Linked DNA regions of Homo sapiens: region 2 is linked to region 1. Evidence: chromatin contacts called from ENCODE Hi-C data. All regions are on one chromosome and are shown on one strand. The core of a region is the stretch at or near the end of the contact, and the rest is flanking DNA. Distances in the headings are between cores, read along the strand shown. Region 1 holds the start of MYOZ2 (myozenin 2). Region 2 holds the start of SYNPO2 (synaptopodin 2).

Region 1 (6,699 bases), core at 1,743-4,242:
AACTTATAAAATAAGGCAAGAGAATTTTAAGTACAATCTATTTGAAAAATAGACAAAAAGGTGTAAGACCTTATATTCACTAAAACTTTTACAATCTTTTAAAATACAGTATCTATTTTCATTTTGGAAACCAAAATTAATATAACAATGATTATCTGTTGAGGACACCATTTCAACCTTTAGAACTGTATGTAACATAAAGTTGGAAACATATGAAGATGATCAAATAGGAAAACCAGAACTCTCTTAATCTTTGGTTTTTTTAACTGAATAATGCAGTTGATTACTCTAAAATTCTAAATCCTACCATATTGCAGAAATAATAATAGCAAAAGGAAAAAAATCATTTATTAAATTTTTACTAAGTATAAGGAATTTCTAAATTGTCCCATGTAAAATGTCCATGACTTTATGTGATAGATACTGTAATCACCATTTTACAGATGAGAAAACAGAGTTTAAAAGACTTGTCTAATAGCATACTATGGTAAAGGCTACAGCCAGGAACATACGGGCACTCAAGGGATTTTGAGAGGGAATTTAAATTTATTTGCTTTGGCAAAATTGTTTCTCATTTGATACCTAATTATACTTTCAATGCAAATGGTTTGTTTAGAAACAATTGCAATAGGTTAGCTAGATTAGCTTAAACCTGCTATCTACAACCTTTAGCTTTCTCTTTTTTTTTTTTTTTAAACAAGGTCTGGTCTTGCCCGGGCTGGAGTGCGGTGGCTTGATCATGGATTACTGCAAACTCTACCTCCTGGACTCAAGCAATCTTCCCACCCCAGCCTTTGGAGTAGCTGAGATTATAGGTGCATGCCACTCACCTGGCTAATTTTTGGGTTTTTTGTTTTTGTTTTTGCTTTTTTGGTAGAGGCAGAGTTTTGCTAGCTGGCCTAGGCTGGTCTCAAACTCCTGGGCTCAAGCGATCCACCCACCTTGGCCTCCCAAAGTGCTGTGATTTACAACCTTAAACTTTCAATCCTATGATCAGGCACCAAAATGTATAACCGATTTCAATCTTATAAAATACAATTCCTCCCACAAATAGCCACCACCTTTGTACATTCAAGCGACTGTTCATTTGAATTCCAAACTCATGCCAAACCTTTAATGCATTCTGCAGTTAATCTCCAACCTACTCATTTATTCATTCATTCAATGAATATTGAGTGCTTACCATATGCCAGATACAATTCCAACTGCTGAAGATACAAAGCCCAAGCCATTATAGGATTCATAGTTTAGTAGAAAAAAGAGATATCACATAAATAGATGCAACCTCTACCTCCTGGACTCAAGCAATCTTCCCACCCCAGCCTTCAGAGTAGCTGGGATTACAGGTGCTAGTAAAACTGTTGAGGACGCCATTTCAACCTTTAGAATTGTACATAACATAAACTTTTGCTAGATAGATAGATAGATAGATAGATAGATAGATAGATAGATAGATAGATAGATAGAATAATGTTGGCATGTTCTTAGTGAAAAAACTGAGTTGTCACTCAGCAACAATTATTTCTTTGTTAGTAAGTTATGTATGAATTTTAATTGGGCTCATGACCACCTAGAATAGAAGCTACACTTCCCAACCTTTCTTGAGTTATGTACGGCTATATGGCTAAGTTCTGCCCAATGGGATGTAAACAGAAGTATGAACAAAATATCAGACATGTTCTGAAAAGAAGACAGTGTTCCCTTCTCATTTTTTTTTCTTTTTCCTGCTGGTTGAAATATATGCATGCTGACTGGAGCTGGGGCAGCCAATTAGGCCCAAGGGGTCTGCATTTTAGGGATAGTGGAGCAAAAAGTTAGAGGGTAACTGAGCCCTTGATAATTATGTCAGTCATGCAAACCCTCAATTACTTACTTCTAGACTAAGCTTACCTGTGAGAGAAACATCTTCCATCTTTTTACAGTTCTGTTTTGGGGGGGTTTCTGTCACTCCCATTTGACTTTTATCTTAACTAATAGAAAAATATAAAGAAAATGAAGCAGAGTAAGGGACTAGAGAGTGGCACAGTGTGATATTTTAGACAAGGTGATAAGGGAAGGATTTTATGAGGGATTGTTATCTGAGCAGAGTCCTGAATGCATGACTGTGCCATGTGAGTAGAGGGAAAGTATGGAAGGGGGAAATAGTAAAAGGAATACAGTATCTATTTTCATTTTGGAAACCAAAATTAACATAATGATTATCTGTTGAGGACACCATTTCAACCAGGGAAAGGGGGAAATAGTAAAAGGAAAGGGGGAAACAGTAAAAGGAAAAGCCCAGAGATGAGAGCACGTTTTTGTGTCCAGGGACCATCAAGGAGGCCAAACCTTTTGACAGGCAAACCTTTCAAATCTTGTCAGGCCTGCAAATGAAAATCCTTGACCCTAGACATTGTAAAGACTGGTCAACTTTGCAGGGACTGGTCTCTGTAGGCCCTTCAAAAAGCATGACCCAGTTATGAGTCTCAGCTTTTACCCAGCTTCATGGCTTATCCTCTAATGGTTCATTTCAAAATGCTTCCTGAGTTCACTATTCAAATACTACATACTTTTCTCAACCTAGCATGAGTTCTCACTACAGCTTAAGAACTGGCTCTATTGATCCACCCCACATTACTTCCTTTCTTCTTGAGTCTACATAGATATTACTGCCTATATTGTTCATTTTAATTATGAAAAATCTATCATTCTGTTCTGATTCATGCATGTGTCTCTTGCCACCTCAATTAACATGTAACATAAGAGCTAGATGTTTAAAAGTGTTTAAAATCCCTTTTGGCTACTATCTGTTCAACAGAAAGTGCTCACTAAAAACTTTCTGCATGTCCAATGAACGTTTCATTTAACCATCTCACAAACTAGAAACACAATGGAGAGAGCCTAATCTTTCCCTGTTCCTCCCTTTCGCCAGGAAGATATGAGTAGCTAAAGTATTTGGTGCTATATATAGCCAGTTGATGTCAGCTGAATGCCAGTCTCTTCAGAAAAGCTCAGTCCCCAGTTTGAGTCAGAGTAGGGACCATGCTGTCCCAGGTTCAAGGATAAAAACCATCAGGCCCAAGTGCCATCCATAGTCCATCTCCAGAGTCTTCCTCCACAAACTGGGATTCATCCCCGCTGAAAAAGCACAATCTAACAGCAAGGTGAGTATGTTGTTTCCTAAAATGTTTCATTAGTCAGTTGTCCAAGGATATTCAGAGTTGTGACTCATAAATGGGCATTCTCTGCTTTAAAGGGCAGCTGTTGCCAATATTAAAATGCTACCACCAAAGAATTCTGGTTTAGTCTAGTGTCTTCTTCATTCTTACAGTTTGCTGGAATTGATGGAGTGTGATGCTGGTACAAATGAAGGCCAGTGAGGAGACAATGACAGACTAAAATACTGTGGAGAAAAGAGAGGGAGGGGAAAGGAGACCAGCAATTTCATTGTTTCTCACTGCCTGATGATCATTGTATTAATGTCCAGACTGGGTCTCTGTTCACTGTGACATTGCCTGTCAATGAATAACATACTCTGTCACCAGATAAGGAATGCGTATTGAAGTCTTTCAGTAGCAAGCGATAATAACTTTTTAATAAAGAACAAAGATGTTGTCTTTCAAAACAGTGATTATAAGACACTCCAAATGAGTTCTTCACATTGCCTCAATAATGTCCCTTTGTTTTTAACAGGGAACAAAAAAACCATGCTATCACATAATACTATGATGAAGCAGAGAAAACAGCAAGCAACAGCCATCATGAAGGAAGTCCATGGAAATGGTATCAATAAAAATCCTTCGTAGCATTAATATAGCACAGCATGAATGTGGCTCCATCCTGACGTTGTTTAATATTCCATAGTTTACTTCCTTTAGATTCTTGCTGTTCTGTCATAACAAACCTGGAGCTCTAGGGGGTGTAGAAAAGCCTATGGTAACTAATCCTTTTGTAGTCATCCTTTCTCATTTGGAAGCTATTTTCAGAGGAACAACTGCTGTAAAAGGCATGAAGCAATCTGACAGCTGATGTACATTCTGCTTGGCTTGCCTTCCACATTATAAGTTAAGATCACTCTCGATTCTTTTTTTTTTCTGGACAAGTCTCATACAATCTTGTCTTTATTGTCCATCCCACATGGTTTAGCTTGATTTCTTTTACCTTACATTATATAAATCACTCAAAATAAGTTCTATCATCTTTTTTATCAAGCTATTAAGTTGGAATTCATATTTATTGCTTATTATTTAACTCCATTTCTATTGCTTATTTATTTAACCCTTCATATTTGTTAATTGATTTACTAACATATTTTGTGTGCAAAGTCTACTTTTATTTGTAACTTCTGAGAAAATATAAAGTTATTGTAGTCTCAAAGCATATGACTCAAAAAAATTTTAATATATATTACGTGCAAGGTAATATTTCACTCTCTCCTTTTCTTTAAATTCTAGCAACTAACTTGAGAAAGCAATGCTTTATAACTTGCATTTTGATTCTTATAAAGGAAATTCAACTTTGTTTATAAGCAACGTATAGCATCAGTTTTAAATGTTAAGAAAAATATTCAGGTCCTCTTAGGAGCTGATTTGAGCCATTCCAGATATATTAGTGGCATTTTCAGAATGCCTCCTTATTTCCCCTGTATTGACAAGGAATGCAGCCTTTCACCACTACAATATTGAGACCTAGAAGCTTGAGACCCGGGAAGAGTATTGAGCATAATGTTTTCATATTACACCTTCCATAAAGCAAGAGGAACAGAATCAAAGACTTTTAGATGCTCCCCACGCAATGTAATCATAACTAAGAGGTCCGTTGTTGTTTTCTATTTTCTGCAATACAGAACCACTGTACTGGATTCAACTTGGTTCTCATGTTTTACTGTAATGTCAAATTAGCTTGGAATAAAATGAGAATAATTCTGAGTCAGATACCAGAACTGAATTCATACCAATCCAAAGTTCCAAAATTCATGCCTTATTTAAAATTTCATGCATCTTTGTGTTTCCAGATTCAAGTAGTTTACTTGAAATTATTTTTTAGCTTTTCTGATCAATGTGGCAAAAATCAGATGATCACTGGAGTTTGTGACAAAATTGTTTACCTTAAAATAGACCTTTCATGTTATTATTTTCTAATGACATCCTAATCATAAAACAGTCAGTCCATTTAATGTATTCTAGCCTAAATCATGTGTTGGAATCTACTGTTAGCTCTGACATAGATCTATAAGGGTAAGAAGTTTTTTTTCCTTTTTTTTATAAACATAACTATTGTTTTTATAAAAAATATGTGGGAGAAAACACACAATTATATATCAAAGTGGGGGAAACCCTCAAAACCACTATCTCACCACCAGTAAATCCTAGCCACGTAAAGTCAGCTGAAGCCCTCCCTCCCATGTCACTGGATGAGTACCAGCTCCCTTAAGAGGAGTCACATGCTCTGTCTTTGTTGGAATGTCAAGTATTTCAGATAACATGGGGATAATCAGACTCTTTCCAAGCTCATCCCAGATGAAATAACTTCAGTACTTTATGAAACCGCTCAAATATTTTTCTTCTCTTATTTCCTCTGACATTTTATATGGAACTTTACTATTTGTGTATAGCATGATGTTTAGAGATCTGGAGCTAGGGGAGTATAATTTTTTCTCAGGATGCATAATAAAATGGACTTCAGAGAAACTTTTTTGGGAATGATCCTCCAAACTTTCAAACATTTTACAGGAGTAAAAATCTGGATAATTTAAGATAAAACATGCAACTGCTTTGATCTTAATTGTAAGACTAAATAAATCAAATTTTGCCTGGATTGTCCTTTATAAAGATAAATTGAAAAGGATGTTCCAGTCGAAATCCCCTTCTCCTGCCTTCTCTCCTTTCCCCTTGTGCATCAGAATTTTTTTTCAGCCTCATAACTCATTTAATTTTTATTACTACTTACCAAAACATTTAGCTTGGAGGAGTATAAAATGTGACAATGAGTTGGCTAAATCACTTGTTGTCCTCTTAACATGAGGTGGAAATTCAATCCCATTCTTGTAGGGGAAAGAGATTGCAGCCGGTGAGTCTTTGAGATAAATCACTAGAAAAATATAAGAACCAGAAATGGGGAGTTTTACATCAGAGCCCTCATTCCATCAGGAGTGATAACCTCAAAGAATTATTAAAAAATTCTCTTCATATAGATTATAATGCTAACTGCATAGAATGAGTGAGAGGTGGATAACTCCCAGCCTCCACTAATCACAACCCCAAATTGTTGCTCATTTTGAATCCATTGTGATTTGGTTTCAAATTATGTACTAGAAGCAAATATACTACACTCCCAACAATTGACTAATAAAAAGCATCCCAAACATGCAGGCTGCCTGCTTTTAGATTTACCTTCCTCATTATATCATAGTTATGATTACCATCATCATCACCTTGGCCGGAAGCAGAGCTAATGGTAAAGCTGTCCTGGTTACTCTTGTGAGACAAACCTCTGTGCTTTATATAAAAGTATCTCAGCCACAGTTGTTACCATCTAACAAGTGCTATTGTAAAAGACAAAAGATAATTTGCCATTATCTATGCATGAATTAGTTGTGGAGACAAGAAAAGATGGCCTCTGATAGTCCCCACCCATGAGCCTTGTGCAATTTACCCCTAAATCTGTACATATTTTCCAGTATTAATCATATTTTTCTCTTGTTCAGTATCTCATGTGAAA
Region 2 (6,699 bases), core at 2,080-4,579, 250 kb before region 1:
TGCAGTGGTACGGTCTCGGCTCACTGCAACCTCTGCCTCCCAGGTTCAAGCAATTCTCTTGCCTCAGCCTCCCGAGTAGCTGGGATTACAGGTGTGCACCACCACGCCCAGCTAATTTTTGTACTTTTGGTAGAGATGGGGTTTCACCATGTTGGCCAGGCTGGTCTTGAGCTCCTGACCTCAAGTGATCCACCCACCTTGCCCACCTTGTCTTCCCCAAATGCTGGGATTACAGGCATGCAGCACTGCGCATAGCCAGATCCATAGGTCTTAATGGATAATTGGTTGCATGAGATAAGCATCAGGGAATACATAAGACCTGGAGGCAGAATAGCAATGATTAAGAATAGGTATTAGGGCAGACAAATTCGGGCAGACAAAAGTTCAAACCCTGGCTCTATCGCTTAGGATTTAAAGCACTGTTAATTATCAGTAAAAGAGAAACACTAATACCTATCTAGCATGGTTGCTTTGAAAATAAATACAACATTATATTTCAAGTTCCTGCACAGAATAAATCTTTGATAAGAGTGGCTACAGAGGCAAGAAGAAAGCCTAGAGCTTGCTGGGCCCAAGAAGCCTAAGGGAGAAATGATTTAAGGAGGACACCATCACTAATTTGAAGCTAGACTTGAGTGGATTGAGGAGCAGAAGGGACATGAAAAAGTAAAAAGAACAAATATGAAAGTGTTTTTTTTCTTTGTTCTCAGAGCTCATTTTTTAAAAATTTTTACTTTAAGTTCTGGGATACATGTGCAGAACATGCAGGTTTGTTACATAGGTATACATGTGCCATGGTTGTTTGCTGCACCTATCAACCCGTCATCTAGGTTTTAAGCCCCGCATGCGTTATGTGTCGTAATGCTCTCCCTCCCTTTGTACCCCACCCTCCGACAGGCCTCAGTGTGTGATGTTTCCCTCCCTGTGTCTATGTGTTCTCATTGTTCAACTCCCACTTATGAGTGAGAACATGTGGTGTTTGGTTTACTGTTCCTGTGCTAGTTTGCTGAGAATGATGGCTTCCAGCTTCATCCATGTCCCCTGCAAAGGACATTAACACATTCTTTTTTTATGGCTGCATAGTATTCCATGGTGTATATGTGCCATATTTTCTTTATCCAGTCTATCACTGATGGACATTTGGGTTGGTTCCAAGTCTTTGCTATTGTAATTAGTGTCAAAGCTCATATTTTATGATGTCTCTTGTAACTATTGTTTAAAGGAAAGACTGGGAAAGTCAATTCGTGTTTCTGAAAAGAATCAAACTTGGGATGAGTATCTGGCCCTCATGACCTTCAAAGGGTCTCTTCCAGTGCCACAATCTCTGATTTCATTGTCCTCACTCCAGTGATGAGTCACAAATAAAATCACTTGATGCCTTTGGCTTCTGGGGAGCATGGGCTGTGTAAAATGTTCATTGTACCACAGGTCCTTGAATAATGCCATTTTATTCAACATTGTTTCATGACAACATTGATGAGAAAAAAAAATGTATTTCCAGCTGGGGCCACTGTTTGTATGGAGTTTGAAAGTTCTCCCCATGTCTGTATAGGTTTTCTCCAGGTCCTCTGGTTTCCTGCCACATCCCAAAGCTGTGCTCATGAGATGAACTGGCATGTCTAAATGGTCCCCATCTGAGTGAGTGTGTGTGTGTGTGTGTGTGTGTGTGTGTGTGTGTGCACCCTCTGATGGGATGGTCAGGGCTGTCCAGGGCTGATTCCTGCCTTGCGCCCTAAGCTGCAGGGAGAGGCTCAAGCCACTGGAGATCCTGAATGGGAATAAGTGGGTTGGAGGAGGAATGAATGTATGGATGCAAATTATTTTCAAAAAAAATTCATAAAATATATGTTAATCACACAAATGCACAGCAATAGATGATGCTGTATGAAATTTCTCAGTGAGCCTGCTATATTTGTGGTGGTTTTGAACTGCATTGTGACAGGAGGTACTCCTTATAATTTTCCTTTTGCAAACATTTATTCCTTGATTGAATCCACCACCACTACAGCTGCCCTCACTCACTGATTCACCAAAAATTGGGTCCATGATTATCTTGTTTTTATTAATCTTTCTTAAATGCATGTGTAGCTGACATTTATTTCCATGTTTAATATTAGAAGTGTTTTAATCTTATTTAAAAGTTTGGTGATGTCTTTGTGACCAGAAATAGACTGTAGTCACTTAACCTTGTTTTTATCAATTAGTCGATGGTAAAATTGGTTTTAAAGTCACAGTTTCCATGAACCTATCTGTGACGTTTTAAGTGAGGACTTACTGTATATAGTGCTTCTTAGTGCTGAAACAGGCAGCGTGTCTGGAAATTTTGTTTGGTACCACAAGTAACACAAACAAACTTTCCCAGGCTCTTCCTTATTTAGTATGTTTTTATGTGGATGAATGTTATGGAAAACAAAAGTATTATAGGAAAATTAAAATGTCCTTTTTGTACATTTTTGGCAGATTGTATTCAGATTTAAAACATTTAAATATTTGGAATATACAAAATCTGCTTTTATATTGGACCACCCAGATTCATGACATGGGATGACAAACTATAAAAATAAGAAACCTGTAGGTGACATTGTACATTTTATGCAGTTGACTAACTGTTGGGTTTGGGTTTAAGAAGATCAGCAGGTAGAAAGAAAACAAAACACGTTAAAATTTAACATACCCAAAACTATGCAATAGATGTAATTATAAGAATGTAGTTTCCAGGAGAAAAATTCATATTCATTTTCTCTCTTTCTCTCTCCCTTTCTGTCTCTTCTCTTCCCCTTTCTCTAAATATATGGTTCAGAAAGGTACTTTTCAGAGCTGGAGGTTTATTAACAAAAAGTTTGTGCTTTCTTTTGTTTCCTCTTATAGGAATAATTCAGCAGAATGCAGACAGAAAAGTAGTAATTTAACTCATTTTAACTCTTTTTTGTCTATTCCATTCATAAATGTGGCAAGTCTCAAAACATTTATTTGAGAGAATCTAATCCTCTAGTAGTTGAATTCCCAACGCTCCTATTTTAGGACGTCATTCATGGCGTGGAGATTAAACCTTCATGTGTCCTTTACTATTTACAGAATTATTAAATGTAAGTTTTTCAATCATACTTATACCATTAACTGCTTGGATTTAATCTGTTAGTGCAAGATAACTTTGGCTCTCCCTTCCGTCCTCCTTTCCCTTATCTCGCCCCACGTGAGGACATTCTCCTGTGTGTGAAGCTGCTTTCCTTTCCTCGAAGGTGGGCCGAGCAAAGGAGAGTGACGCAAGAGTGGGCTGTGTCCTGGATGCTGCGAGCGCCTCTGCCTCCTTGAGAATGAGCCCATTAGCCGCACAAATTCGCAGCAGGCGGCTGGGGCGGCGGCTGGGGCAGCGGCTGCAGCAGCGGCGGACGCTCTGCATTACCCAGTCTTGCGTCCTCGGCAGGCGCCCGAAGCTGAGTGCGCATCCTCTACCGCACCCAAGCTTCGTCTGTCTCGTCAAGCTCTTCATGCTGCCCAACTAAAAGGAAAACATGGGCACAGGGGATTTTATCTGCATTTCCATGACTGGAGGGGCGCCCTGGGGGTTCAGATTGCAAGGTGGCAAGGAGCAGAAGCAGCCCTTACAAGTTGCAAAGGTAGGACCTGAACGAAGTGTCACGGCTCTGTGCTAGGAAGGAAGGAATGAAAGCAACCTGCTGATGGTGTTTTCAGGTTCTGATGCAGAAGTCTAAGTATTATTTGATTTTGCTGCGGATATTAAGATTTTTCTAGGAAGTGAGTTATTTTCTAAGAAACTTTGGAGAGTAATGGGCCACATCCTATGTAATTAACTTGCAATCGATGAGGGGTGGGTGGGAAGAATGCCATATTTATCAGCTGAGGAAAAGGCCTAGTTAACCATGTTCTTCTGACAACAAGCAAGACACTGGGGAGCGTTTCTTCCAGGCAATTTTAGAATGTTCAGTTGAGTTATTGTTTGATGTCACTTCACTTGGCTCTGGCAGAGGAGAAACGCTCAGTTCAGCATAACGACTTTGCTTGGCTATTTTGGGGACTCATATAGAGTGTTGGTAGTGACATTTATTATGCAGCATTCATGAAAAGGCCAATGTTGGGCAATAATTTTAAAAGTATGATGAAGTGTCATAAAATCTATTTAAAAGAATACCCTTTTAAGGATTTGACAAATAAATGCAAAAATCCAATAAATGCTGTATTCCTTCTTATGTACTCTTTTGGTCAAGATCTCAAAAATAAACTTAGAAGATAATCTAAATATATTATGAGTAACTAAGAGGTAACTTTGTAACACATTAATAACTATTTAAAATGCTTTAAGTTTTTATTGCCATTAGATTGCCTGCATTACTGGTTAGCCCAAGGGGATCTGGTATTCTCTAATTGGCATTCAGCTAAAATAAAACTTAAAATGCACAAAACTAAGCAAACTTTTACCTAACCTTATCATCAAATTGCAAATTATAGTATTGTATTGAAGAACATGCAAGAGCATGGGATTAATTTCCTATTTTATGCTTATATTAAAAATGGGTACAGATCTTTATGAAATACATGGGCCATTGCCTTTGTAGTTATTGTTTGTTTCCCTCTGGCTTTTACTCTTTTTTTTTTGTAGTTATTGTTTCCCTCTGCCTTTTACGTTTTTTTTTTTTTAGTGTCCTTTGCGAAGAAAGAAGTTTCTTTGAAACTCCTTTTTGCTTCCAGGCATCATATGTAAATCCTTTCGTAATGTGATGGTGGAATCCTGCCACCTAGTGAAAATTGCAAACATCAAGAATGAACCATAAAACAGTAGATGAAAAGCAGAGTTTTTATTACTGGAAAGTTCCTCCGAGGTCTGCAGTTCAACCCATGAATTTTAGATGAGGAAAGAGCCCAGAGATGTTAAGTAACTTGCCTTAAGTTTTCAGCTTGGAACTGGCAGAGTGATTAAAGGCTCAGAAAGGTGGTTTTGTTGGGTTCCTTTAGGAGTCAATAGCAGGCAACCTCAGATAAAATATGAATGCCCAATTTAGCATATGTAGAATTCATGACACTGAAGCAGATTTGTCCTGAGTCTAGAATAGCAGTTGGCTGGCTCTAGGTATGAGATTTGGGTTCTAATTCCAGCTCTGATCTAACTTGCAGCCTGGCCTTAGGAAAATCTCTCACCCTTCCTGTCTCATCGGTTTCTCTCTCTCTCTCTCTCTCTCTCTCTCTCTCTCTCTGTGTGTGTGTGTGTGTGTGTGTAGGGAGAGAGAGACAAATATTTTAACTTAGGTGGTAAAGAAGTAAGAAAGAAATTGGACTGTGCAGTCTACGAAGCTCTGTCTTGCCCAAGTATTCTACGATCCTGATAGTGTACAGTTTTAGAATCGCTTGCCTACTAATTGAAATATGGGGACAGAGTGGCTGAGTGCTGTTGTTCTCTGGTGGCTCTTTGGCAGCCAGGCCTCAAGAATAGAGTGGGTAGTGGGTTTCTTCTGAGTTCTGCATGTGACGATTTCAATGTGGGACCTCTTTGCGGCGATTCACTGAAGAGCTGAAGCAGATTGCTAGGAAAGGGTGCTGTGGAGATTCTCTGCTAATGGCATCTCTATTTTCAGGATTCAGTAAGGTTGTTAGGCTATGTCAGAATCCAGTCCTACACTCCCCCTAAATCATCCTTCCTAAAATACCCAGCAATACATTTGTGGTTTTCAAAAGATCATTATTAAGGCATCTAGATGTTTGCTTTGCTTTTGTAGTTTGTGATACTATACTTAGAGCTATAGATTTTAAAATATCATTATAAAAGTATCTGGAAGTTTGCCTTAATTTTTGTGTGTTTGTGTGTGCAAGAGAGAGAGAGAGACAGACTGTAGTCTACAGTCTACCTTTTGTCCATACGTTAAAAAGACTAAAGAGCTATCTATAGAAGATGTAAGTTCTAAATTACTGTGGCAATGCACAATTTTTGTTGGTCTTTTTCTTTTTTTAGTTCAAATGATTATGTTTGATTTCTTATACTAGCATTATTTGTGGGAGAAATCCCTTGGAACAAAGCGCTTATCACTTTCTCTGTTATCAAGGCCATTGCCTCATTAGGATCACTGTATTTTATTTAAAATATTAAGTCAATTCAATTCTATTCATGGTATCTCAATGTGTTCAAGGCAAAGTGAATGTTGCTTGGGCATAAACTTTCTCTTCTTGTAAGGACTGGTGATAGCTTATTAGGGCTGGATGCAAGGAAAGAGACAGAAAGGCTAGAGAGATGGTTGCTGTCAAATCAAATGTTCACAGTTTTGAATAACATGCACAAAATTAATTTGGGAGTTGAAGGAAAACTTAAATTTTCAAAGAAAAGAAAATTTCGGCGAGTGCTTGAACCATGCTCCTTAAAATGGGAATGCTACAAAGCAGTTCTGTAGACAATAACACATTTTGGCTTTTTGTGAAATATCTACATATTTAGGTTTTTCATAATTCTATATAGAGTAAAAATCTAACAGGCAGAAATAGTGCAAAAAAACAGTCTAATGTTATTAAGAACAATAAAAAATTGAATAACTTTATAATTCCCGATAAATATCCTTATATTGACATATTTAGTCACTTCTGAGATATGTTCAAACATGTTTAGTATTTGGTTAGCTGGTTGAACTATACGCAAACCCCAAATTTTAAAGATAAATAACAGGAATATTCATTATCAAAACTTGTCATTGACGGTTA

What was found. Hi-C counts contacts between places; a loop is a spot of excess contacts on that map. Pooled maps may share reads with other maps.
Region 2: a loop to region 1 is called in a pooled map of heart left ventricle, with 1.8 times the contacts of the local background. The contact joins the promoter of SYNPO2 here to the promoter of MYOZ2 in region 1. A Hi-C loop is called at or near these places in 2 of 168 maps with a recorded cell type or tissue (gastrocnemius medialis and heart right ventricle) and 3 of 50 pooled maps.

Annotation. Positions count from the first base shown.
Region 1 is chr4:119,132,840-119,139,538 of GRCh38, forward strand. It overlaps MYOZ2 (myozenin 2), which reads left to right and starts at 2,993. Exons shown (of 6, transcript NM_016599.5): 1 at 2,993-3,143; 2 at 3,673-3,762. The coding sequence starts at 3,687. It overlaps LOC102723967 (a long non-coding RNA gene), which reads left to right. Exons shown (of 3, transcript XR_001741422.1): 3 at 1-715.
Region 2 is chr4:118,885,525-118,892,223 of GRCh38, forward strand. SYNPO2 (synaptopodin 2) reads left to right here and starts at 3,330. Exons shown (of 5, transcript NM_133477.3): 1 at 3,330-3,617. The coding sequence starts at 3,513.